Linked DNA regions of Homo sapiens: all the other regions are linked to region 7. The links are chromatin loops, found by intact Hi-C in ENCODE. Cell type or tissue: endothelial cell of umbilical vein. All regions are shown on one strand.

Region 1 (4,000 bases), 390 kb after region 7:
CTGAGGTGGGAGCATCACCTGAGGCTGGTAGGTCAAAGCTGCAATGAGCTGTGATGGCAACACTATAGCCACTGCCCTCTAGCCTGGCAGCCTGGGTGACAGAGTGAGACCTTGTCTCAAAAAAAAAAAAAAAAAAAAAAAAAGAAAGAAATCAGTTTATCATTTTTTCATGAAAACCTCTCTTTCTCTCCCCCTCAGGGCTTAATTACATATACCCTCAACGTAAATAACCTTCCTATATAGTCTCCCATTGTCGTTTATAGTTCCCATATCACTGTGCTATAGTAGTCTCTTTTCTAATCTCCTTTTCTCATTAAACTCCTAAATTTCTCAGTTGTCTAATATTTATGGATGTGTGGTCCTAATTTGGTGGCTGATGCATTCTAGGTGTTGAACAAATGATCTTTGCATGTGAGTGAATGAAGCTCCAGAAAGATGTCTGAGACTCAGCCCCAGTCATTCCTACACTTGCTGCTTTTCTTTTTTGTATCCGGTTCCAAGCATGCCTTTTGGTAGCTGATTAATTTGCCATATCCCAAGATGTTTGGTCTTCTCCAACACTTATTTCTTTTTCTTCATGGAAACCTAGCCCCAAGCATTTTCTATTTTTAGCTGTCTTTCCACTAAATGCAAATATAAACTAGAAAATATCAAATAGAGGTGTAGTAGATGAGTCCAAAAACATTTCTTCCAAAGAACAGCAAGTTGAAAACCGAGCCAGGTTATGATGCCTGTTCTGGGAACGTAATTAGACCTACTCTTAAGCTCAGAGGGTCACTCATTGCACAAAGGCTTCGTAACACAATATGGGATTCAAATCTCTGCCTTCACAAAATTACAAATATTATATGTTATGAACTTTCAGCATTGATCAAAAACAGAACAATTTACATTAAGACAAAAAATGCCAAATTCTAGCCTCTGGAAAATGGCAAACTTTGCAGCAGCTTATAAAACTTTACTGTCTTGGTTCTGGATCTCTAGTTTGGTAATCTTTTCCAAGATAATTTCTGGAAGTTTAATTATTAATGGCAGAGGGCACCAAATCTCTGTTTTTGTTTTTTTCTTTTTCGCTATGCCTTTTGTACATAGACTTCCCAGAGGCCTAAAGATGAAACAAAATGAATGGTATCTGTTTGTACCAAGTTAGCCATTTGTATTTTTGAAGCTTATATCCATTTCATAGGTATTATGGTATAATTCTGCCATGGGGAGAGAAAGCCACTTCTTCATGTGAAATTACTGTAAGCACACGTAAGAGAAATATATGGTCAACACCAAGAATGAATATTTCATTAATCAGTGGGTTCAGAAAAGAGTAAGGCAAGAGGAGCTGGAATAACCTTAAGAGCATTAGTAAGCATCCTTGAGAGGCCTTCCCAAAATAGGTAGAATGCGAAGAGGCAGGCACAAAAGTTAAGAGGTCTGTGTATTTTATGTGATGGAAGATCTGTATTCAGGAGGGAGGATTCTAAAGAGAAGTCATGTTCACTTTTCATCAATTTACATTTTGCCAAGACGCTATATTCTAAAAAACACCTATCATCCCTTACCCCTTTCAGGTTAAACTGATTATATGTCATTTTCAGTAAGTAATCAAATACAGCCAAATGTAAACACAGTGGGAGTTTTGCCATATAGATGCCTGGGCTCCATCTAGTGGTAAAAGTTAACTGTAAGTTTTATCATTTTCCTTAACCCCCCCTTTAATTCAAATGTATTTAATAAATAGAATGTGTGTCTTGAGGAGATCATAAATTAAGTTTTATATTTTTTCTAAGAGTAATATCCCAGTTTAAAAAAAACCTGTATCTATTATTTAATTTAGCACTGCTTCTAATGAGAATATTTCCTCTGCTTTATAAAACTTGGCTTAGTTACTGCAGTGACTGCTCATTTATAAACTTTTTTTATTCTTTGGTTTGTTTCTTCCTCTTGCTCTCCCTCTCCTCCTCCTCCTCCGTCTTCTTCCTCTTCTTTTTGTCATTAAAGGGGACAGAAACAAATTGCGAACAACCAAGTCAAGATGTCATAAATTGCTATAGTAAAATGTTGTATAAAAGCAAAAATAATAAAACTTCCTATTAAGATAATCCTAATGAAAAATTAATATACAGGGTTCAAAAATAATTGGATGACAAAATTTGGATGACTCAAAAGTAAAATGTGAGCTGATAAGGTACAATGCTATATTTTCAGTTTAAGCATTTTGCTTTTTACATGACATTTCTTTTAAAGTTTTGAGTTATTTTTTCTGTTTCAACCATTTTCCTTTTTGATTGTTTATATTTTAAAGGCCTGATGTGCTGTTGAAATAGAGTCCTTTTGTATGTGTGCATGTATAGGTGTGTAATGTTTTATTCTTCACCAGTTAGCTTGGATGTAAATTTTGTGAGAGAAGTTTGTTTAAAAAACAACGGAAAATAATTAAAAATAAGCTTTTTAAGGTTAATCTTAATCTGACATGCCCTTGAACGCTCACTGATTAAATAATTGCAGATAATATTATGTATTAAATTTTACAAATAAAATTATTAAATGTAGAAATGCTAATATATAATTATTTAGATATGTGTGAAAGTACATATTTGATATAGTGAATACTATTTATTAGCCTTTAATGCCTTCCAAGTAAAGTCACGATGCAGATATATAATGCAAGTTAATTTGGATATATAATTTAAACATGACTGCATGAAACTAAATCTATCTATCCAGTATATATTTCTCAAAACGTGAAATTAAAATCAGGTATAATAAACAAAGTTCTTTTTATTCAAATGTTACTTACCAATAAGAAACAATTACAGGGCTTCCTGAGGGGTTTTCAAAGCATGTTAAAAATGTTAGGTATTTGAATTTTTTAAACTCAAAAATTTTTTTTTAATTTTTAATTTTACTTTGGTTTGGAGTGGCCTACAGAGATTCACTAGAGCTGGGGTCCCCAACTCCCCAACCACGGACTGGTTGGTGGCCTATTAGGAACCGGACCACACAGCAGGAGGTGAGCAGCAGGCAAATAAGCATTACTGCCTGGGCTCTGCCTCCTGTCAGATCAGTGGTGACATTAGATTCTCATGGGAGCTCGAACTCTATTGTGAAATGCACATCAGAGGGATCTAGATTGCGCAGTCCTTGTGAGAATCTAATGCCTGATGATCTGAGGTGGAACAGTTTCTTCCTGAAACCGTATCTTCTCCCCGACACCGCCCCCCACCATCTGTGGGAAAATTGCCTTCCATGAAACATGTTCCTGGTGTCAAAAAGGTTGGGGGCCACTACATTAGAGGACAGACCTCAGGAGTGAGGGAGATGAGGGGGAGAAGAAAGGCAAAACCCTGGGGCCTCTGGCCATGTAGGGGTCTGAAGCCAGAGAAAAAAAGAAATCAAGAAGGCACTTCAGGACATCTAAATAAGAACAAGAAACCAAAGCTTATAAAGAAAATGCCTTGAGAGATCCTACTGTAATAGTAGGAATAACCCAAGATGGGCGCTTTAAAAGATAGAACATCAGCAACTAGGAGAGCTGACCTTGGGATCTGGAACTTACAGGATTGGGAGACAAACACGTGGGGACAGGGTTGCCTGATACCAACGTCTAAAAGTCTGAGATACTGATGCAGTTTTCTGTCTCAACTATGGCACACACCATTATTATTACTGCCTCTTTGTGAAAGTGAGTGAGCAGAGCCTGGTCTGAAGGCCAGTTTGTATTAGCTGAGTGTTGGGTTGCTGCGCTGGAGTAATACTGATGATTGTCTGATGGAAACATTGGCTTAAAGTAGTCTTATTTTTACTACGCTTGTATCTCTAATACATTGTTACAGCAACATATGGTAGTATATAGAACAATTACATAAATATGCACTTTAATACAAATTACAGTTTTAAAGAAAGCCACAGTTTCAAAATAGAAATGTCTGCGGCAAGCTTGAGTTTTAAATGTGGCTTACTCTGAGGTAGTAGCAAGAACATTGACGTTTCAAACCCTTGCTTGCAG
Region 2 (4,000 bases), 420 kb after region 7:
CTAGTATACTTTACTGATTTATTTCAGAACATCCTTACTAGTTTTAAAACAAATCAACTAGAGTCCTGTTCTTTTAGAGTTTAATTGATTAGCCCATCTAAATAAAGTTTTATTCACCACTGGCACTGTCACTTTTAGATTAAATATTTTGAACTATATTTATAAGTAATGGTAAATGCCTATTTTAACTTTTTACCATGTGATAAAATTGGTGATTCAAGGTTTCTTCCAAATAGATGGGCTTGGCTTTTGAAGACAAGTCATGTCAAACAAGGATTCCCACGTTTTATGGCCGCAGAACAGTCTGTCATAAGGGAATATAAATTATGTCCTCACCTCTCACAAGACTGTTAACAACTAGATAACTAGACTGGATAATAAGATATTGTAATATATGAATGTCATCATCATTACTAGTAGATTTGTCCTATTAGTGATGGGTGAACTGCAAAATTACAAATGGAAACTTATTTTTTGGAATCACTTTATAATTATTTCGTTTTTGAATAATTTTAAGTGTAGATCTTTGTACAACTTTCTATATTAAAATTCACCAAAATTCAGTATGCTTTAATGATTATTTCTCATGATTGTAACGTATGCATTTAATATTGCAAACTATTTTATACAAAGAGTTCATTACCTCTGTTATGATTATAACTTATTGTAATAATATTTTATACACTAACTGAATAATTTATGTTTCTCCAACAGCCCTTTCCAATGTGGCATACTTAGCATAATAAAGTAGAAATCTTAGTTTAGGGACATATTCCTCAGCCTATAAGAACTAGTACAATCTAAAATAGTAGGTGAAAACTTAAATTGTGCTAATTCTAAACATTAAAATCTAACTATTTGAAGCATTAACAATCCTTAATAGTGCCATAAACCATATTAACTTTTTAGCAAGGTAACACAAATTGCCATATTTTGTAATGCTTTTTTTTTTTTACACAGTCATATTCTGTTATAAGTGAAATTGGGCTCCAGGCCAAGGAGAACTTTGGAGAACTTTTAAGTTTGAGTGACTGTCTCACAGCTGGAAACCACCCCAAAGTGCATTGATTGCAGAAGAATATGTTTCCTATTATCCAGTTCTCTACCAAACTATTTTTTTGTAGCTTGAAAATAATAAAGATTTTGTAAGCCCCAAGGGGTCTTTTTGATCCATGAATGAAGTTACCCTGGATTCATATAACTAAAATCTGACTTCCTTTCAGCCATTGAAATTCAAAACCCTTTCCATTTATTAGTATGAAATAAAAAAAGACCTTCAAAAATGTCAAAACGTTGCATTTAATGAAGTCAATGTCAGTGCATGTCAAAGTTTTGATTCCATTTAAGATGAGTACAATGTGATGTGAAAGGAAATGTAAAGTGAGTAATGGCAGTCGGTTAATTAAAGTAGATATTGAAGGATGCAATCTGTTAGCCTTTAAATTATTCTTTAAAGTTTTTCTTAATCAAAAGATACACTTTTTATAGTTACCATAAAATTTATGTTAGTCATATTTAAATGTTTAGAATTTATGAATTACCAGAAAAAAATAAGATACTTGATTTTTTGGTTGCTTTAAAATTTTGTTATCTGGAATTTTAAAATGAAATCAGTCTTTAAAAAAAGATTTGTTCTTTTAGGTTCGTTCATGTACCCATAGTGCCATTTTACTAATGATTCATTACACATTCTTAGTGCCTTTCTGGAGGAAAAACAAGTACAGTTCACAGAATCTTCCGTATGATTTCTCTAGAATTCTAGTCTTCATTTATAATGACACAGTAGAAACCGAGTTGCTTATATAACTATAGTACCCTAGTAAATTAGTTGCATGTCTACAGTAAAATCCAGATCTTCTTTACAAATTCTAGATCAGATATACAGCCAAATCATATAAATATATATATAGGAATGTAATTTTGAAGTAATTTCTGTCAGAGTAAAATTATAAATTGTTACTCATATTTAATATAACCATTCGACTCACAGGAAGTAACTACAGAAAACACAAGGTTTAAAAACTGGCACAAAAACTCATTTTGCCAGGTGAAAAGAAATTGATGCAACATGTTGAACTTTGATCATTCATGTTTCACCAGTGAACCCAGATGCACGGAAAATACTTTACTCAAATTGCTCACAATAAGTGCCAATCCTCATTTTTCCATATCAAGGAGAGATGGGGATATGGAAAAATATACAAAATTGGCAGATAATCTTCAAACCTTATTTTAGGCAATATTTTTCACTTCCTGTCCTATCAAACTTTTTTTTTTTTTTTTTTAACCAGATTGCCTGACAAGGTTGCCTTGTCCTTGCCCCTGCCTGCCCTCTGGTGGAGAATAGCAGGATGGTAAAAGGAAAATAAGGAGAAAATCCATGGTGAGATGATGAATAAGTACCTAAGATAGGTGCTACCACAAGTTACTGGATAATCACTTCTAGTAACACTTTTATTTATATATTTCAAATATAACTATATATTCTTAATATTAAGTTTGATTTTAACTACTCAATGTCAACTAGCTCATCCTGCTTTGAGATGGCAGGAGGGAAACCCTGGGGGAAGGGGGAAGCAAGAGAAAATTTTTATCCAGTGTGCTCTCCAAGATTTAACTAAATCATTTGTTATAGTTGACTTTCTTCTTAAACATTGTGTGTAACTGAAAGAATAATAATAATGCCTCAGATTTTCATGAGAATATATGATGGTGGGCTTAGAGGAAGGCTTATCATTTTCCAGTTCTGTATTTTTTAGTTGACAATTTACTAGTAATTTCATCTCCATTCATGCAGACAACATCCTATAAAATAAATATGTCGGTTTATTTGAGTTCATTGGACTGTTGACAAATCATGGCCCTATAAAGTACGAATCAGGGACTTTTGAAACAGATAAACCGAACCCTTGACTCATAACGAAACTGAATAAATAAGATTTTTATTACAAATAACTTGACAAACCCAAATCTTTCCACTTTATCTTCCTTATATTTCTGTAATAAAACTGATGTAACAAACCCTAAATCACCACCATTTAGTAATAGCAAAATTGAAAACTCAAAAATTTTCAGTTTTCTTTATACCAACAGATTTGAGATTGTACCCAAAATTTCTGTCCTGGTTTGGCCTTGAATTTCAATCCAATTCTTCCCTTCCACAGCTGTTTGCTGGGTACGCTGTTATTAAATAATGGGGCTCTGTGGAGAAGACCTCAAGGGAGTTGAGGGGATCGAGAGAGCTGGAGAAGAGAAAGGGATGAAAGAGACTTTAAAAGATGAAACAAATGTTAGGAGTTTATGTAGGTCAAGACATTTAAAGTTAACTTTCATTTGTATTGTAATGGGGGAATTTTCCAGCTATTAATATTTTGAGCAGAGAGCCCACTTATTTCATAGAATAAAAAATTAAGAGGATGCCGTCAAGCATTGCATAAAGGCATTGACGTGGCATTGTTATATGTAAAAGGACTGAAAATTGAACTAACACAAGTTTGTTATTTTAGACTTGGGCCTCTAGGAGTTCATGGAAAATCGTATTGGATATTTTGAGCTATTAGAGATATACCCACAGACCTATTCTCTTCCAGGTCTATATCATGATTTTAACGATAAAAGTTTAAGAGATTATCAGAGAAAGAATTGATCCTCACAATTAAACACAGCAACAAGAATATATGTGTATGTGCTGTGTGTGGGGGTAAACATACAAGAGTATACATACATGTATTTCCTTGTATCTTTCTTTTCTACCAAACATTTCTAAAGTCAGGGCTAACTTAATATTTCATTTTTCCATAGCTTGTATCAAGTTCCCCATGCTCCACTTCCTTCTTCTGCTTTTTAGCACCTTCATATTCCTCACATTCTTTTATGGCAGAGCACAACTCTCTCACTTTTTCTAACAAGAAACACACATTGCAGTTAAACAGCCGAGGTCATCCCCATGCTCGCGTCACAGGTCAAGCAAGATCACTTACATTTTTTAGGGGGTCATTTC
Region 3 (4,000 bases), 160 kb after region 7:
GCCCTACTAATACAACCTTCTCCATTTGTCCCTACAATTTAACAATGGTAGTGGCTTCCTATTGGTACTAATCTCTAGATTACCTCTTTGTTCCTGCTTGGTTTTTTACTTCTCCCATCATCTATGTAACAACTTTTTTCTTGTATAAAATTGCTTCTGCTTTAAAAAGTTAGAAATAATTTTGTTTTGCTCATTGAAATGCACACACACACTTTTGCAGCCAGTAAAAACAACGAAGAAAAGGCTGTACCTGTATAATCATATACTAAAAAAGAAATGTTCCTGGTAAGTTATTGACTCCAAGAAGGAACTTGCTGTATCTTATGTTTGATAAGGTCCATTGCAAAATCGAACCATTATGTGTATATAGAAACGTATTTGTATAGTAATAATGATAATAACTATCCCTTTTAGGAAAAAACAGATATGGCAAAAAAAAAAAAAAAAAAAAACCCCACCAAGAGGATATGTTATCCCTATGAAGTGAAGTGCAAGGTGTGCATATATTGAGAAGAAAGGATGCTGCCACTTTTGACTTTATATACAGCTATATTGTTTGTATTTTTTTCTCTTGTATCACATTGTTAATTTCCAAAATTGTTTTGAAAGCAGGTAATAAAACAGTATGCCTACTATGATCATTTTTATTAAATTTTTTTTTGTTTTTGTGACAGAGTCTTGCTCTGTCCCCCAGCCTGGAGTGCAATGGCAAAATCTCCACTCTCTGCAACCTCCACCTCTTGGGTTCAAGCAATTCTCCTGCCTCAGCCTCCCGAATAGCTGGGACTACAGGTGCCCATCACCACACCCAGCTAATTTTTGTATTTTTAGTAGACACGGGGTTTTGCCATGTTGGCCAGGCTGATCTCAAACACCTGACCTCAGGTGATCAGCCCGTCTCGGCCTCCCAAAGTACTGGCTGGGATTACAGGTGTGAGCCACCACGCCCAGACACCTTTATTAAAAATTAATGTCCATATGTACTTATTGGTAATGGGAATGGTCTGAAAGGACAGTCAATTCTGCTATAACATGTGCTTTGAGATTAAATTTGTTCCAATGTGATTAATATACCAGAAAATAATTTGAGCATACTGCCTATGCTCATGTGTGATTTTATTTTCAGTGAAAAAGAGTAGTTGAACTTTAAAAAACTGAACTGAAAAACAGAAAGGCTTAGGATGCACAAAATACACCCACCACTTATAGTAACACCCTCACTTCACCTGTGTGTTGTGAGCCTTGACACCCATATGTCATATTGCAACTTTCTGTCTGATTTCAGATAACCCACATTTCAACAAGCTAAAGTAACTTGCAGTTTGCAAATCTTCCAATGCCTAATTTCCAAAACAAGTTTCAGGTCTTTTTCAAGGTAAAGCATCATATTTATTTTAGTATTTATGTATATCTTAACCATGTAACGTGTGAAAGTGTGCTACCATTTTTATTAGGCTCTCATCCTTTTTTTCTTGTTCCTTGTGGGTCATTATGAAGTTTTTGAGTATTTTACCCTAATCACATTTTTTCTCACAAGTCCCGTGGTTTTTATTGCACAATTTTGTACAGTATAGTGATTTTTAGGAATGGATATATCACATTATAGCAAAACTGACCATACATGTACCAAAATGTTAATAGCGTTTTGGGCAGCTTATTATTGCTTATCTATAGTTTCTATATTTTTCTAAAACAATCGTGCATTGATACTTTAATTAGATCTATGTAAACATCTTTAAATGATGAAATGGCAGCTAAAGGATGATTACAGCTGTTTTGGGTAAAGAGCTGAGGCTATTCTGGCAAGCTCCACATATTCACTGGTAATGTAATAAATTAAGTGCCTTCTAATCTACTTAAAAGGTACAATCACTTAAGCTCTTTCTGTAAAACAGAAACAGGTCTCACAGCAACATCTTGGCACCTTCTTTAATCAGAAAGTTCCCATAAGTACTAAGAAGAATAGAGAAGATGTGACTAGCCAATTTTCCATTAAATAATGTAGATTATGTAATAAGCCAAATGCCCCTAAACTGGTTGCAAACATTCAGAAGTGGTAATAACATGATTCAGATACAGAAATATAGATAGGCAATAAGGAGCCAGATATTCAGTGCTTACTGACTTTCAAGCTATTATTAAGTAGCTCGCCTATACACAGTCTCTGTAGGAAATAAAGAAACTACAAGCTTGAACACATTGTAAATTTCTAAATGAGGAGAAAAAAAGGTTTTTCTATGTGACTTGATGCTTGAATTTCTATCCAGTTTTTCAGAGTGAACATATACCTGCGTTATCACTTTTTTCTTTCCGAGACACTATTATGATGTTTTTTCTCTTCTTTTTTAAGTAGTAACTTGCTCCACCTACAGTCAAACTGCACTGTATGACTTTGATTTGGGTATGAGTCCTCTTTTCCCTCCCCCACATGCCCTGTTTCTGGCCCAGCGCCCACTGAACTCTGTACTTGTTCTTGATCCTTGTATTTTCCTGTCTCTCTACACAGAATCGGCTGTTGAGTGTGCTCTCAGTGGAGCTTTGGTTTTAGCTGTTCTCTGACAAAGAGCTTGTTCTGAGCTGCACATCTCGTCCTCTTTGTTCAGCCTCAGGCTTCAAGCATTGAATCCTAAATATTCTCCAGCTGGGAATCAGACAAGGGCAGAAATGAAGAACCCAGAAGCCCAGCAGGATGTTTCAGTTTCCCAGGGATTTCGCATGTTGTTTTACACGATGAAACCCAGTGAAACTTCATTCCAAACATTAGAAGAGGTGCCTGATTATGTAAAAAAGGTGAGACTTTATTGGAAGAGGCTACTCTTATTCTTGCTGCTTTCTTAATAAATGGTAAGGTCAATCTCCTTAGGGTTTTGTTCACTTTCATTATTCAAATGATTACATTCTAATAATAATAATTCAGTTTCTTAAAGGCGTGAAGCAAAAGTAGAATTTCCACTTGAATTTTCTTACAATCCATAGCCATCTTCACCTGTAAATTCCCTCTTTTATATGTCACTCCAGAATATGACAAAAACAAAAGTTTAAAGTTTTCCTGGACTCCATGGCATTGTAAATGTAGCTATTGGAAGCTCAATGACAAATAGTTACACCACATCAGTAAACTTTGTAACAATTTCATTTTTAAATCTTTCACTTGTCCACCCCTTCCAGGGAAACTATTTCCTCTTTCATTTGGTAGAGTAGTTCAGCAGAATGAAGGATATGCAGCTTGACCAGGTCCAGCTCTGACTTCCTAAGTTTGAATTTGACCCAAGTTTTCTTTGAAACTCTGAAGTGCTCAGAGGCACATTTCACTTCTGGTTCCTGGCTATGATTGGAAGTGGAAATATCCAGAATTAGAACTTGAATACTGAAGTTCCCCACCCTATCAAAGTTATTCCTACAACACTCACTAGTTCATGGCAGAAATAGAAAAAAAATGACATCATAGAATATGTTATTGAGAGTTCAGTTTAGAAAGCTTCAAAACTCATGATTAGCTTCCAAATGAGTAAAATCCGTATCTTTTTCAAGATTAGATATTACACTTTCTTTCTGAGTTTTTAAGTTAAAAAAAGTGGCACTGATATCTTCATAAATTATTATTGTTTATACTGCAATATCAAACCAAATTCAATGCTCCATCACCAATAGTGGAGCTTTCAAAACATCTCTTATTATGTGAAACAAAAATCAAAACCAAATGAATAAAATCTGAATCATGTTTTAAGCAAACATGTAAAATTACCATATTCTCTAAAATTCTAAGCAGAAAATTGTCTCTACTCTTTGAATTTCATCATTAGAAATAGTTCTGGTAAGTCTAATATGAAAAATTAGAATTATGTGCATCTTTAAGGAAAGCCTCTTGAAGTGGGTCTAAATTATACATGTAGAGACAATAGACCTCTAATTATCTACCTTATTCTAAATGTATTTTTTAAACTAATTTGGAAGATGTTCCTCTTAATCTTATAATATTATAATTATCGTGGTTATATCT
Region 4 (4,000 bases), 350 kb before region 7:
TCAACTTAGTTGTAGGTTCTGTGCCAACTCAGAGAGACAGGAAGATTTTTTCTGCTCAAAGGGTATATAATATAATGGTAGGAATTTGAGGAAAAAAAGTCTTTATCCTATTTTTCAGCTTTTTTGAGGTATAAATGACAGAAGTTGTATATATTGAAAGTGTACAGTGTGATGTTTTGAGATACATTGTGAAATGATTACTGTAATCAAGTTAATATCTGTATCAGCTCAGAAATTTACCTTTTGTGTGTATGGTAAGAAGACTTAAGATCTACTCACTTAGCAAATATTAAGTATATATTAGGTTGGTGCAAAAGTAAGATTAGTAACAATATTATTAACTACAGTCAGCACAGTGTACATTAGGCCTCCAGAAATACTCATAACTGCAAGTTTGTGACTTTTGACTAATGTATCCTTGTCCCCACCCCTGCCTGACCACTGGTAACCACTCATCTACTCTGTTTCTATGAGTTAAACTTTTTTTTTTTAGTTCCATATATAAGTAAGATCATGCAGTATTTTTCTTTCCATTTCTGGCTTATTTCACTTAGTATAATGTCCTCCAGGTCCATCCACATTGTCACAGATGGCAGGATTTCCTTCTTTTTGAAGGATGAATAATATTCCATTGTATACACATACCATATTGTCTTCATTCATTGATGGACACAGGTTATTTACATATCTTGGCTATTGTGAATAACACTGTAATGAACATGGGAGTACATATGATACTTCAAGGTGGAGATTTTATTGCCTTTGGATATATACCCAGAGTGGGATTGCTAGATTATATGATAGTTCTATTTTTAATTTTTTGAGGAACCTCCAGTTATGAACCCTTTTATTTTTATTTTTTTGAGACAGAGTCTTGCTCTGTTGTGCAGACTGGAGTGCAGTGGCGCAATCTGGGCTCACTGCAACCTCAGCGTCCCGGGTTCAAGCAATTCTCATGCCTGAGTTCCCCCGAGTAGCTGGGGCTACAAGTGTGTGCCACCACACCTGGCTAATTTTTGTATTTTTGGTAGAGATGCGGTTTCTCTGTGTTAGCCAGGCTGGTCTTGAACTCCTGGCCTCAAGATGATCCGCCCACCTTGGTCTCCCAAAGTGCTAGGATTACAGGTGTGAGCCACTATGCCTGGTAGTATGAACCCTTTTAAATTGGGAAGATGAATTCGACCATCTGGTGAGATAGACATACCTTGAGTCACTTTACTCTGACAAAATCTTGCTGTTTTTTACACATATTTTTGCTTCACCCTTTGAGCGGTGAGTCTTCTGAGGCCTTTTAGGCTTCACACAGGGCTCTCCTGCTGCTGTGGGCTAGCAAAAATAATAAGTTGCTCGAGATCTTCCATGAAATAGAAATTAATTATATAGTTTCATACAAAGAGAAAAACATTTTAAAATTTGAATTAAACATTGTTGGGGCATATTTTCTACGCTCAAACTAGTGTCTATGGGATTCAACACGCAGTTTTGGTTGTGATTGGCAATGGCATATATAATGGCAAAGAATATAACCATTTGATGTTTCTAATTTCATGGATTATTAATAATGCATTCTTATTTTGTTACCCCTGCCTGAAACAACCTATTTTAAAATGGCTTCTTAATGTTACTGATTTTCACATTTTTAGTAGCTACTCTCGTTCTGAGATATTTTAAAAATATACCATGAGGATTGGCAGAATGGGAAAGAGAGTATACTCTTCCCAGTTTCTTCATGAGGCCCAAGAATTACATGGTACAAAGAGTGGAATTTGGATTTATTATAGACGTAATTTCCTAACAATACTTATATTAAGATAGAAACGGTAGCTTTCCTGAGGGAACGACACTTAGGCAAATCATAAGCTGATTTACTCTAGAATTTCTCCATCACAGGGTAACCTGCAAAGAACCTTCCCATTCAGGAGGGTGAGAATCATGAAACTCAAAATGCACTGGCGCCTGCAGGGAGGTTGCTGAACTTTCCATTTAAAAAATGCCCACTAGAGGGAGTATAACATCATAAATTCCTTTTGCTTGTTGCCTTGCTTCTGGTAAACTGGCAGGAAAGCAAGATTCGAGTGCAAATATCTAGAATCTTTTATATTCTAACTTTTTCTCATTCACATTTTATTAAATATTCTGATGAGCAAAGAAAAACTGACAGGAAAAATTAGTATATACTATGTAACATTAATATGTTTATATGTGAAAATTCAGAATTTAAAATCATTGTCTCGAAATGAAATATAGATTATTTGCATCTAACAATGTAAAGCATCTTGGAGTAGGAGAACGCTTCATCAAATTATGGGGGGTTTGTTGTTGTTTTTATTTGCCATGGATATGATTAAAATATTTACCTGTTAGTCTGTCATTTTCTGTTACAGTGTTCCCAGATAAACTTTTTTACTGGGCAACTGTTTTGTTTACATAGTAGCAAAATCAAATGTTTAATTCTCAAGTTTAAAGCAACAATCTGCTACCTGCCTTAGGAAAAATAACAGTTAGTATTTCTCAAGAGTAAAAGCACTTCTCCTAGAATGAATGGCCTGTATTTTAACTTTTTTTTGTATTTTCATTAAATATTTTATATGTTTTTCCTGGTTTCCGTAAATTGAAATACGGTCAAATTCTAACATAAGACTCCAAGTTCGATTTTGGATTGCACTTTTTGTGTTTGATCATTTGGAGATAAACTAAAAATAATTTCTATAATTCATTCTGAAACATTGAGCAATGAAACAGCATTTTCAAAGTTCGAAAGGAAAGTCTTTATGAAAAATCGAGATGCTATTAGCTCCTTATATATTAAAGTACATTTTAAATTTGAATTTACATAATTTTCAGCAAGGAAAAAAGCACATGTATGGTTATTTCAAATTTATTTTTAATGAAAAAACTTAATTTCTTATGATCTTAGCTGTTTGAAAACCATTTCTAACTGATTTCTTTTTTTAGTTACCTATTGTTATTATCAGTGGCCACAAGAGTTTTTCACTAACTCCTCCAGTTACTGAATATTGCTTCTTCTATTTAAATGAAAACATTTTTGTTCTCTTTTCCATTGCAATAACACACACACACACACACACACACACACACAGACACACACACACACCTTTGCAATTGATGTGTCAACAGGGAAACAACAAAGTTATTTTGATTGTACATTGCCGTTTAATAAGTGACTTGGGATATGGCTGCTCTTCACATACTTTTTTTACATCTGCCTCTCCTTTCCTGAATGATTTTAGGACTAGGTCGGCTCCTTCGTTACTCCCCTTTGTAAGTAAAACCATACCTCCAACCTACCTCAAAAGCCAGGCTTACCCGTCACATTTTATTTTACTTATGTTTAGAAAAGTTCAGTATGAAATTAGCACATATTGGTTGTAGATAAATAAAAACATGTAAATTGTACTGAAGGATAACGATTAAAAGGTAAACAAATATTTTTTCTCCTTCCCTTTGACCTTGCTGTTCTCTGTGCAGGTTGAAATCTCTTCCAATATTTTCTAGCACATGCAATCCTGTATATAAACAGGTTATTATATATGCATATTTCCTTAATTTTTTTATAAAAATTGGGTCATATGAAAAATATTCTTCAGTGGCTTGACTGTATTTTTAAGATGTTTCCGTGTCAGTACTTACAGAAGTACTTCATTTTTATGGTTGCATAAAATCCTATCTTTTATTCAGACTCCAGACTTCTATTAATATATATTAAAATTGTTTCCAGTATTTCATTATATCAAATAGTGCTGCAGTGTAGAAACTTGAATAAACACCTTTGGATTTTGTGCTTTTTCTACATTTTTATAAATAAAATCTGACAGATATTGAAAACACAGCTGGCTTGTTATTATTTAGATTTTATTCATGGCCTGACTACCTCCACAAAGCTTTTAAGATGTCTGTGTTTTATGTTGTTCAGTGTCTCTGAAAGATATTTACTTTTATCAAGAAAACATGTTGGTTGCCAACAATCAGATTTCAAAAC
Region 5 (4,000 bases), 220 kb after region 7:
TGTTTCTTTTTTAAAAAATAAAGCACCATTGTCAATAGAATGATGGAAATTTTATTTCCTTTTCTTTTTAAATGACCCAGCCAGATCTTTGGTACATGAGACCACAATTCTTTTTTCTTGCTCATTTTAGGAAAAATTAATTTTCTTTAACTTTGGGAGAAAGGGGTATGGTGGGGTAGCTCTCTAAGTCTCACAGCATTAGAGCTCTTTTTTGTTGTTTTTAGGGACTCTCTGTCTCTCTCTCTCTGTGTGTCTGTGTGTGTATTTACCTCATCTCACACTTTCTGAGATCTGGCTCTATATTTTGTCCCACTTTTATCTGAATCTTCCATTTCCTATGTGCTGTAGCAGTTTCTGCATCTACAGTGGTATTGGAGTTAATATGCAGATGAAGAAGACTATTTCAGGTACAATAGAATTGCCAAATAATATTTGAGAAACTTGGCTTTATTTTTGTTCTTGTTACACAAACAAAGATATAAAAGAAAATACTGAATTGAGTTTCAAAACAAAAACAGTCATAAACACACATATAGTATGAGGAATAGTTATCTATCAGGGAGTAATTGTCCTCCAGGAATAATGCCGATGTATGGAATAAAGACAAACGAATGTTAGTATCATAAACACATAGAGGGCAAGTGCTGTACTGTTTATGAGCATGGCCTCTGCAACTTGACCCTTGGGGTTTGAATTTCTGCTCTGTCATTTAGAATCTGTGTAACTCGAGCCAGTTTCTTAACTTACCTCTGCCTCAGTTTCCTTATTTGTAAAAAAAAAGTAATAGTAATTAGAAAGGTAGATAATGCATATCATTTACATTCAGTTTCTGGCACAGAGTAAATGCTCAATTATGAAAACTTTACTCAGTGTATCTTTGGAGGTTTTGAGCAATATTCAAGTATCTGAGTTCAAAGTCTGTTTCCAAGTAAATTGAATAATTTGACTCTACTTTTGAATGTTAATAAAAATAAGGGAAATCACTGTTCAAATGTAAATGAATGTTCTTTCTAGGTAGTTTTGAATTTTATGAGATCAAAATTGTATTTTCTGGTTCTTTTCTAAATTTGCCACTGTGGTTGTCTAAACTTTGGCAAATTGCCAATTATGTAGGTGAACTCTTCATTTTAAAGTACTGAATTTTGGATCATGCTGAAACTATTAAACTTTAAAAAGTCATCAGAAGACTCATCTGATAGTAATTTTTGTTTTACTTTTTTTCTTAAAAACAGAAATACAGAGTCTATTTGGATTTCTTAGACTCTGTTATTAATAATTTAAACAAGGAAAATATTTTTCAAAAATTATGAAGAAACAGAAATTATCCAAAATATTTTAAAATTATGTCTGCATGGGAATTTAACATTAGTTTGTTTTTTTCAGAAGTAGTCACACTTGTTATGTTCATGTTATGTTCTCTTTGTCCCCAAGAACAAAAACTCAAGACTTTTCACAACTGTGTAACAAAAAGTAGAGGCCAATGCTTATTTTTGTTTATTTTAATAATAGGAAACGAATCGAAGGGAGAGTGACACAGACTTTGTGTTCATTAGAATGATATAGGAATAACATCTCCCTGCTTGGTTGAGTGGCAAGGAGTAGTTTTAGTTGTATGCCTGAGTACGCACAGATTTCTCTAAATTCTCCTGCCTTGTTGACTGCATTTCAACCAGACAGACACGTTTTAGCTTTGGATTCTCTTACATGAATACAAGGTCTCCGTCTCATCCTACCTTGGCTATATGGCCCATCATCTATACTACTCATAAATCCTGAGGACCTTGAGAAGAACATAAAGTAAATAGCCTTAATTTCTTAATCCTGTTATTTTAAGTAAACATCATAGCTCTCTTTGTGAGTACAATGTAGTAATTCCATCTATTCGTATATCACTACATGAAAAAATGTAGTAGTTTGGCAATAGATGATTTGACTTGAAACGTGGATAAAATCAGAGGTACAGATTATTTTGGGGCAGCAAGCAAGTTTAATGCTGTACATAATAGTCATGAAATTAAAATTGGCATTACAAAATTGAAGACCTGGAGCACACAAGAATTCTAAAGAAAAAAATACTTCAAAGATGAAAGGGGAATGATTACTGATGATATTTTATAGTATGATAACTAATAATTTTTTGAAAGAGATGAACATTAAACTGACCATTTCACATTTATTGAGGGAATATTGAGAAATGATTTGAGTCTTCAGTTCCAGATTAGGGACATTCTTCTAGGACTCATGACAGGATGTTTTCCCTTAACCCTTTTTTTTTTTTTATTTTAACTAGAAAAGGAAAAACCTTTCTTGCCAACTTTTTTTTTTAACCCTGTCTGGATAAACTTGTATCCAAGAATGTAGTTGTTAGAAAGTACTGTTATCTATTTAAAACTTACGGAAACACTTAATTTTTAAGGCAACATTAACTGAGGTTGAATTATGGAGCAATTCCTCCGGAAGTTCATGTCAGAGGAATGTTATTGCCAAATAAATCCACTATGATCAGTTGAGCGACAGTGAGTAGGAAAAGCACTTAAAATAATTGGACACTCAGGAGTACCTTTCTAAAAACTGTTGTGACATGTTAGCTATGTCACTTCCATTAAACCAGTGGGGGTTTTGAGGTTGAAATTCATCTTTACAGATTAAAGGCTTGCTTCTTAATACGCAGCACTGTAGAAACCATCAGAGAAGGCCAGGCTTGGAACATATCAAATGTTCTTTGGAGAGTAGTGGCCCTAATTTTTCCCTCCTCACATTTATCTTTATAAAGTTTCTAGTTACAAATTTTGATGCATTCAACTAAAGAAGGAAGGAGAAGATATAGCATTTACATTAGAATTTATGCATTAAAAGCATTATTTCTGCAGTTGGTATGCTGGGTCAGAAAATAACCATTGCCTTTAAAAAACAGTTTCCTTATATTACATCCAAAAATGTATTCTTTTTAGATCTCCACTCCCTCTACTGGTATTAATTGGATGACTAAGTTTCTCCTTAAAGGACTAGAGGGCTTTTACATAAACTGTGTGGAATTGCCTCTGTCATTGCTTTGAGGACAATTCAAGACATAATGATTTTCAGAATTACGCAGAATCAGTCTCCCTTTGTAACCTGAAAAATAAAAGTATGTTTACTTTACTTATTACAGAGTAAAATATGTTTTTATCATTTTCTAAATGAGGGCATGAAATGGGATTCACTTTTTCTCAGTGATTTCAGAAAAAAGTTTGCAGTATTATCAGAGACTATGAGTAAATGCTTATGTTCCTTGCATGCCCTGACTCATGTTGTACAAATAAAAAGTGCTTCTATTATAATTTTAAGTCTATTTCAATGACATTCAAATATAATATTTGTGTTACGCCATTCTTGGAAATATGTTAATACATCAATAAATGGTTTAAAGATGAATGGAATACAGACAAATGGACGCCAGTTATTTCTTCTGCAGCTCATATTGATTTATTTCCCTGGGATTATTTATTCTTGGATTATTTCTTCTTGACAGATTTAACTTTTCATGGAGATTTTCTGTTTTTCTTCTGCTACATAAATTTCCATTTTTTTGTTTAATTGTACTCAACTTCCTATTAGACTTAGAATTAATGTCCTAAGCCTATTTTTTAAATAAAAATAAGCAAGCCTATTCTCAAATCCCTGCTCTGTGACCCAGCAGCTATAATGTATTCATCTTTTAAGGATAATTTATTTATCTTTTTTCATCCTACTTTCTTCATCTGTAAAATCTGGATAATAAAACCTCCCTCTCAAGGTGCTTGTGAGCATTAAGTGACACAATGTATGCTTGACACCAGCTCTTTGTTCAACAATCATCTCTATCCCAGATTAACAGGTGTACCTTCTAACCTGGCTCATCTCATCTATCCAAGTGTCTTGTGTGGAGTAGGTTATAGAGGAAAGAACTGAATGAATACATGAATTGAAAAAAAATGAATGAATGACTTAAAGTGGTGGGTCAGTTTGTCTCTAATTTGTC
Region 6 (4,000 bases), 340 kb before region 7:
TCTTGTCAACTATCTTGCCTTTCACAGCCTGACTACACAGGGACGTTTACAGCCTTCCAATGGTGTCTGCCAGACCTAGGTGTTATGCACCATACCTCCAGGGATCATTACCATATGGTATTTTAGGAGACGACACAGTTCATTTCAATGCAATTCAAATGAGCAGATTTCTTTTCTTTATTACACCATTGCATTTGGCGGCAATCCACCAGAGGCAGAGCCTAACTCTCAAAGGAATACTCTGCCCACTCTGTCCATTTAACTTGAAAATCTAGTCGGTTGATCACACATGTGCAACAGATGTGTGAGCATGCGTAGCGAAAATAAAAAATAAAAAATCCCAGCAGTGTACTGTGGGAAATGTAGCAGAACTACTGGAAAACAGGGACACAAAAAAGTCTGGTACTAAAACTTTGATTTTTGTTGTTGGAAGGGCAGTGCTTTTTATTAATCTTTCCTGCCTTTCTTGGGCGGAAAAGGTATACATTTCCATTATTATTTTGCAGTGATTACTCATGTAACGCTGGTAAGGAAAGTTTGTTCATTTTCACAGACTTCATCTTGTATCGAAATAATTCTAAATATTTTGACCAGATTTTCTTGGGCCCCTGCCTCTCAGGAACTGAGTGTTGGCACACTTCCACTGAAAAAACCACCCATTTACAAGAGAGGATATCAGAAATATACATCCTTTCATCCGTGCCCCACAGGCTTACATGGAAGGAGAGAGCACCAGCTGTTTTTCTCATGGTGAATAAGGGTTACTTGGGGAAATCTCTCTTCCTGTTTTTATATGGACAACTAAATTGTTGCAGAGCCAGTTAATTTTGGTTAGGTCAACAGCACAAGGTTAATTATTGGAACCTTCCTCTTTTTGCCTCTGTGAGAGTACAATATTAACATGAAATAGAAGAAAATGTAATATAGTGACTTATTCTAGAAGTGCTGTTTATTTGGAAAGTGTTTTTATTATACTTTCAAAGATTTTGCACATACTCAACTTTGTCTTCTAGGAAATAGTGGAAGAAGATTTTGATATGAAATTAGATTCAGAAAAAATTTTAGAATATGTTAACACATTTAGAAAAAAATGTATCACTTTTACTTTATAATGGGAGTATGTTTTAAAAGATAGAACAATTGGCTAACCTATGAGAGAACTTTGAAGTTATGTTTTCCTGCTCTCTGTTACACCTCAATTTGGCTTGCATGATTTTATACCTTTATCTAAAGGTATGTTACAATGTCACATTTTCTTTCTAACCTTGGATTTAATTAATGCATCAAAGGGTACATGGGTTGATTTATTTTCATGTATTATAGAATATTTTTATCCAGCTGTATAGTATTATAGAATTGCTTTAGAATAAAGCAATGATATCACTGTTGATATATTTCACTTCTGACTTTGGATTTGGTCAACATTACATATGGAAGGAGAAACCTACCCTGTATTGTTACGAGGATGGTTTTTCATTCATATCCTTATTGCTCTTAATAAACGTCCCAAAGAAAAATATTCTGCAGCAGCCACTCATAAAGAAGCAGAAAATGGCAAAACCACAGCATAGGAGGAAACCTATGTGAAAACAGTGGTTGTGTCTTCCTGGATACAGAAAACAAATAGAGCTTTTGAAAAAGCTTGCCAATAGATGCCTGCCAAATAAAATATTGTTTTATGAAGTCAGGAAAAAACTAATTTTAAAGGTTATTGTAGGTTATTTGTGGTCACTTCTGGTGTGCATACAGCATGATGTCATCCTGAACTCTTCTCTATTTATATTTCAGTCTTAGAGGTCTTTTGTCTAAGACTTGATCTCAGCTACTAGAGACATCTAAAATGCTCTTATTATTTGATACTCATAAAAATCTAGTCTGAAAAAATTAGACTAGGAAGAGAGTCCTGGCCAAGTCCAGACAAGAAATCATTCAGGCAGATCCATCTTCTGAAATCATACCTACACTGTAGACATCTTCACGGGACTCATTTGCTAGAGAACTTCTCAAGTGATTGTAAAGTAGCCATGTGTCCAAATGGCTCCACTAGTGAATTATTGCCTTTGAACGGGAGTAGATGGAACCTATGCCAGAGACATCTCATTTGAGGAAGGGGACCAGGGGATCCCGTGGGCAGTCCATTTTCTTTCTCCTTCTGAGTAGATGTAACCTATATCTCTGGTATCTTTCAATTTGCTTATGTGACCTCTTGCAGCAAGTTCTCTTCACCCTTGTAGTGGGGCCAATTCTTTTTTCTCTATGGGATTTTTTTTTTTTTTTTTTTTTTTGTCTTGGAAAACCCCTCTTTGTTGAGGTAGTTCTCAGTAAACCAGGAAATGTCAAACACTGGTTGAGGACAGACTAGATAGCCAGTGAGATGTTAGCAGTTGGAAATGGAGGAAGCAGAAGAGTGTCTTGAGGGGGAAAGAACCCACAGCATTTGGGTATTAGAAAAAACATAAAATGTAAAAGAAAATGCATGTTTTTAGTGGAAAGATGACACATTAATAGCCATACCTAGATAGACAGCTGACATCATTTGCATCATCCTCAAGTGTATTCATTCATTCAAAAAATGTTTTCACACGCATCTAGATGTACCAGGTGTATTGGTGTTAGAGAACAGAACAAAATGTTATATTTAATATAAATATATAAAATAAAAAATAAGTCATACAGTAGAAGGCATTAAGTGCTATGGGAAAAAAATGAAACAGAGAAGGGTATGGAGTCCTGGGATGGTGGGGTTGTAATTTAAAATTTGGTGGTCCAGTGACACCTCACTAAGAAGTTGACAGTTGAGCAATGCATAAAGTTGTGAAAGGAACAAACCATATAGTCACCTTCAGGGGAGTATTGCAGGCAGAGAAAAAGTAAACAAAAGAGACCTGAGCCCAGGGGACACGTGGTGTGTTGGAGGAACAGCACACCATATGTACTATGCCGGCCAGCATACGTACACCACAGTACTATGCTGGCCAGCATAAGTACGCATCACATACACACATGTGCAGACACACCTCTCCCCTTCGTACATGTAGGTGCTTCAAAATACCAGAGAGATTTAGAGCAAATACTTCTTCAATAACACAATTTTTGTCACTGAATGCAAAGGGATACCATTCATAATTTAGGTTTAGCTAAACTTTGGAAAATCTGCTTTTTGCATGAGAATGGAGCATTCAGCAAACCCAGTGAGCTGAAAGGTGATTCTCAAGTCACCGCCCTAAGTCAGCAACTGTCAGGTTAGAGAACATATTGGTGTGTTTGTAGTTATTTGATCATTACAGTGATTATATTGTGCTAATGTTTAACAGTATATTAAGCACTCCAAACCTATAAACAGATTTTATCATAAGATTGGCAGTGATTCCTTACTAATCCTTTCTTTTTGGGGAGCCTAGCCTGAGAAATTATTTCCTCATCTCTCTTTGCATAGCTTTGTAAATGACATAAACACAAGATTCATTCAGTTCTGATGAAGTAAGACTGCAGAGAATAAGTAGGACAGGACATAGGAATACATGGTGAGTCAGCAAACAAGATATAGGAAAATCAACAGTGGGACATTAATTATCCCTTTCATGCAATTCTCCATCACACTGAACACTTATCCACCAACATGGGATAATTTTAGGAAGATGTGATTTGGGGTTTCTGTGTTCCTGGGTTGCAATGTGCTGGGGAGTAATCTCTTGAAAAGAAAGAAGAAAGAATGAATTAACTCTGGCAAGAAGGCCAGACGCAGTGGCTTACAACTGTAATCCCAGCACTTTGGGAGGCCGAGGTGGGTGGATCACCTGAGGTCAGGAGTTCGCGACCAGCCTGACCAACATGGTGAAACCTCGTCTCTACTAAATACAAAAAATTAGCCAGGCATGGTGGTGCATGCCTGTAATCCCAGCTACTTGGGAGGCTGAGGCAAGAGAATCACTTGAACCTGGGAGGCAGAGGTTGCAGTGAGCCAAGATTGTGCCATTGCACTCCAGCCTGGGCAACAAGA
Region 7 (4,000 bases):
ACTTCGAAAGAAATGTATAAGTATTTAAAACTTTGAGGCCAAGTTTTCATTGTCTTTCATTAACCACCAGTAACAAGATTATATTAATGTGAGAATGACTAAACCTATAGGGATATTCACTTAGAGTACTGTGTTCGAAGATACTCACAGATTTCTACACAGTTCTATACATCTTTACTTATCTCATCTCTAATATAGCCCTGGGGATTTTTAGAAAAGAGCATGTAATGTCAACTTGGTATTCAAACTGTAAGCATCAAAGCCTTGGGAACTATCAGGTTATCAGTCTTTACTAGTGAAAACATAACAGGATTTAAGTAGAGCTACTCTAAATGGTTCAGATTACATTTAGGTAATATTTTGAATGAGATGAAGACGGAGAGATTTTCACCCAAGTGACTAGTTTAAATTGCCTACATTTGTGTACCAGATTTTTGTGTGTGTGTGAAGTCAGCTAAGGGTATAAAAATTTTTCTCTCCAAAAAAGAAAAAGCTCTTTATGTTGCTGATATCCAAACAAGTACAAACTAAATATTCTTTCTCCCTAAAAGATAAAAAAAAGAGGAATATAATTTCTGGTTCTTTAAAATACTTCCTGAAGTTTTAAAAGAAGAAATCGACCAAATAAGGCTTTATGATTTAACAAATATAATTTTTGTTTCATTTGCAATCTATAATGGAGGTTACATGTAAAAAAAAATACCTTGAGGTACATAATGTTTACATATTTTTACTATTTATGCTTATAAATAATTTTTTTTGAATCCTTAGAGTAGATCCTAATGCCACAGCCAATTCAGTTACCCATAAAAGCATTTGTGCTTCATCTTGGAAACATGCTTGCTCCTCAGCCTCACCAGTTGCACTGGTTCTCAAGTTTACATGGTCTTTCCTGCTTTTCCAATTGGGTGGTAGACATCTTGGGCCTCAAAAGGACATTTATTTCAAAATGCTCAAGTAATTTTTCTGCTTCTGTCAGAAGAGAAGGAGGAAGAGGAAGAAGAGGAGAGAAGGAAATGAGTGAGTGTGGAGCCAACTGACTGTTGGTTTTGGACAGAGAAGCTTATACCACATACTCATGAGAGACTGTAATGTCTTTTAACTAAAGCAGGGCTTCAAGGTAAAACAGAATAGTGCATTTTTCATTCCACAGGCTCCAAACCAAACGACTACACCAAAACAGCTTGTGGTAATGCTTTAATGATTTAGTAACGTGTCGTTTCAATTATTTCCATTTCTGCAAGAGAAAAATACAGACTAACCCCTAGTGTTTTAAATTGCAAGCTCAAATCAGTGCTAGGATAAAAGATAGAATTTTTCTGGACCTTAGGATACCATGAGAACGCCAGTGAAACAGGAAGTCATAAAAGTATCCACTGCATGAGATACCAACACAGTTAGAAGGACATAGACAAACTATGGGCACTATATTTTCCTGGAGAACATATTTGTAGTGATGAAAGGAAAATGAACTTTGAGATAGTAATTAGCTTAGGAAGCTATATTTTTCTATGCCACAGGGATCTAAAAATAATGATTCAAGGACTATGGGATTATATTCTTTTGGTTAACTAGAAATCCCCTATATAATTTATTATGAGGACATAATAAAAGTATTAAATGAAGAATTCAAAATAAAATGTTTCATATATTAGACACCATTATATATTGTTTCAGAAATTGTTTTGGTTACTTAAAATCAGAAGCTTTGTTTTAGAACTCGGTTTTCCCTTGCAGTTTGAACTGTGACTGGTAGATGGCGCTGTCAGGATGTGATTCATTGTTACGTATAAAAACATTCCTTCTTCTTTTCTCAGAAATTCAAAAACAAGTTTCATATTTGCAGTCTGGTGGGGAATGTTCTTAGCTAGAAAACATACCGAGAATTAATTTTCTAGAAAATTCTCAGAAACGTCAATATATTTTGGAAATTACTCTTGGGTGTTTATTGTTCTAGATAATTAAGTTGTCTATTTCTGTTCCTGACAGACTCTCACTTCTCCAACACTTAAGCATATTTTCCAATTATTCTTTTTTTAACTTTTTAAAAATATTTCTCCCCACATTTAGGTCTTTGTGATGAATCAGAAAGATCTTGGAAGCAGAGGTTCTTTAGGGAACAAGGCCCTTTGAGTCTGTAGCTATAAATTTATTCTTTTCTAGTGCAATTTTTCCATTCCAGAATATCTAAACCTTGATTTAAAATCATGCAGTGCTAAAAAAGGATAATAAATTGTGCGGCAGAGCATTTCTTTTTCTCACCTTAAATGGTGACATCGATTTTATTCACTTGCTTGAGAGGTTAATTAATAATTTCAAAACAATAGTAAAAGAGATTCTGAAGTTCCTAGGAAAATCAAGTAATTCAGAAGGAAAAAAACCCAGGAACAAAACAAGGAAATGTATCTTTCAGGTTCAATTTCCTTAGTGTTGTAGTGGTGGAGTCAGCCATTTTTATGGTTCAGTCAACACAAGTTCAAAACATCTGACCACTGGAAAAACAGGGATTTTCCACATCTACGTATTATGGGTCATATCTTGAATAACAACAACAACAACAATAAAACACTCCTTAGACGTTTGTTCCTAGATCTACTCTCTTATTAAAAATTGAAAGTTACTTGAAAGAGTTATGCCCTGCTGTTTTATATTCTAAATGTAAACTATAATAGTTTTAAAAATGTACAAATACAATATTTTGCAAAATGATTTGGTTCAATGGATTAAAAAAATTGACAGTGTTTCTCAGGCCCATTTTTTCTGATGGTTATAGCTGAAAATTTCCACAAAGGCCATCTAAAATGTTTAGTTTTTAGATTGACATTTTATGTTAAAAGCAAATAAGGGATATTCTTAAAGGTAATGTCTATGTCCTCTCTTTTCTCTATAAAACTCACATGGTATTTAACGCAGGCCATGCATAAATCTGTAATATAAAACAAAAATAGATAGCTGAACATTGTGACTTTTACTTTAAAGTTCAATTCTGGGAGCATTCTAAATATTTTTTCCTTGCTAAAATTAAGAAAAGAAAAAAGGTAGAAACATTTAAAAAATTACGTTGTCTAAATTAAGTATATCATTAGAATATTCTCTTCACCTGCAGAGATTACTTTTCTTTCCAAATCACTCAAAATACATTGTATTATCTGGATGTGTTCTTAGTCAAATCTATCATCTTTAGCATCTGCTATGTTGACAGAAATGTTTTACAGTGTGAAATGGTGGTTCATATTTATTGCTGAGAATTGTATAGAAGTTAAATTCCCTTAGGGAGGCAAGAATTTGGGAACCCAAATATATATCCTCTTGCATCAGAACACTACTGTGGGAAAGAATGAGACAGTCTATGCTTCTTTGTTTACAGAGAGCCACAATCTTTTGACCAGATTTTAAATCAAGTCAATGACTTTCAGTTACCCATTATGTTTCTTTTTCTTCTTTTTCTATTGTGATAGCATTTTTTGTTTTCATGGGGAGGGAGGATGATCAAAATTGTTTCAACTCTGTTTGAAGATTTGCCATCACGGTATAATGGCAGTTGTAAATCATGCACGTTGAGAACGTTCGTATCTGTATCAGCCTCAATACCAAAACCCGAATGAGCTTTTCTCCTTCAATCATAATAATAAGAATTTTACAAACTCTCTGATTTGGTCTGTTTACCGTCATTTGTCTTTATAAAAGGAGACTTACTGTTTGGAATATTATTTGCTTAAAATAAGAGTTTTTATGTTCTGATTAGTTCAAGAAAATCTTTTTTATGGTTTAGTGTATCAAGTATAATATTGAAAATATTAATATTACACTGTTAAGGGGTAATGGGAAATGCCCAAATATCTTTGAACCAAACTTTCTTATACTAAAATATTGTATTTTAAAATATTCCAAATTTAAAATCAAAACAAATAATTAGAATATGACAAGAAGTCAGAAATTCAGCTTAGTGCTTCTAACTGCCCACTGGTATTTCTTCAACTTATCAATATTATTTTGCCTC

What was found. Hi-C counts contacts between places; a loop is a spot of excess contacts. Peaks named below come from ENCODE experiments on the same cell type or tissue, not always from the same donor. Only the 100,000 strongest peaks of a DNase experiment are listed, where the experiment ranks them.
Region 1: a loop joins it to region 7, with 4 times the contacts of the local background. A loop is called at or near these places in 49 of 110 quality-filtered maps.
Region 2: it touches region 7 in a loop (9-fold over the local background); 27 of 110 quality-filtered maps call a loop at or near these places.
Region 3: a loop joins it to region 7, with 2.8 times the contacts of the local background. A loop is called at or near these places in 4 of 110 quality-filtered maps.
Region 4: it touches region 7 in a loop (6-fold over the local background); 31 of 110 quality-filtered maps call a loop at or near these places.
Region 5: it touches region 7 in a loop (9-fold over the local background); 4 of 110 quality-filtered maps call a loop at or near these places.
Region 6: a loop joins it to region 7, with 7 times the contacts of the local background. A loop is called at or near these places in 31 of 110 quality-filtered maps.

The regions. Positions count from the first base shown.
Region 1 is chr7:15,323,884-15,327,883 of GRCh38, reverse strand. The region is part of intron 12 of AGMO (alkylglycerol monooxygenase); the gene reads left to right. Among named protein-coding and RNA genes, the nearest start is that of AGMO, 240 kb to the left of the region's middle. In endothelial cell of umbilical vein, a CTCF peak has its summit at 1,673 (motif pointing left); a DNase peak (open chromatin) is centred at 1,643.
Region 2 is chr7:15,303,526-15,307,525 of GRCh38, reverse strand. All of the region lies in intron 12 of AGMO (alkylglycerol monooxygenase), which reads left to right. The region is part of intron 1 of LOC124901592 (a long non-coding RNA gene); the gene reads right to left. Among named protein-coding and RNA genes, the nearest start is that of AGMO, 260 kb to the left of the region's middle. In endothelial cell of umbilical vein, a CTCF peak has its summit at 2,322 (motif pointing left); a DNase peak (open chromatin) is centred at 2,305.
Region 3 is chr7:15,560,510-15,564,509 of GRCh38, reverse strand. It overlaps AGMO (alkylglycerol monooxygenase), which reads left to right and starts at 2,495. Exons shown (of 13, transcript NM_001004320.2): 1 at 2,495-2,790. The coding sequence starts at 2,665. In endothelial cell of umbilical vein, no CTCF peak of the experiment used is centred here; no DNase peak of the experiment used is centred here.
Region 4 is chr7:16,069,439-16,073,438 of GRCh38, reverse strand. No RefSeq gene overlaps it. Among named protein-coding and RNA genes, the nearest start is that of CRPPA-AS1, 140 kb to the left of the region's middle. In endothelial cell of umbilical vein, a CTCF peak has its summit at 1,990 (motif pointing right); a DNase peak (open chromatin) is centred at 2,008.
Region 5 is chr7:15,503,059-15,507,058 of GRCh38, reverse strand. All of the region lies in intron 3 of AGMO (alkylglycerol monooxygenase), which reads left to right. Among named protein-coding and RNA genes, the nearest start is that of AGMO, 57 kb to the left of the region's middle. In endothelial cell of umbilical vein, no CTCF peak of the experiment used is centred here; DNase peaks (open chromatin) are centred at 2,428 and 2,948; H3K27ac peaks cover 1,751 bases.
Region 6 is chr7:16,060,155-16,064,154 of GRCh38, reverse strand. No RefSeq gene overlaps it. Among named protein-coding and RNA genes, the nearest start is that of CRPPA-AS1, 150 kb to the left of the region's middle. RefSeq lists a silencer at 1,437-1,731. In endothelial cell of umbilical vein, no CTCF peak of the experiment used is centred here; DNase peaks (open chromatin) are centred at 684 and 1,714; H3K27ac peaks cover 2,226 bases.
Region 7 is chr7:15,718,840-15,722,839 of GRCh38, reverse strand. All of the region lies in intron 3 of LOC101927558 (a long non-coding RNA gene), which reads right to left. Among named protein-coding and RNA genes, the nearest start is that of LINC02587, 32 kb to the right of the region's middle. In endothelial cell of umbilical vein, a CTCF peak has its summit at 1,760; DNase peaks (open chromatin) are centred at 1,109 and 1,759; H3K27ac peaks cover 219 bases.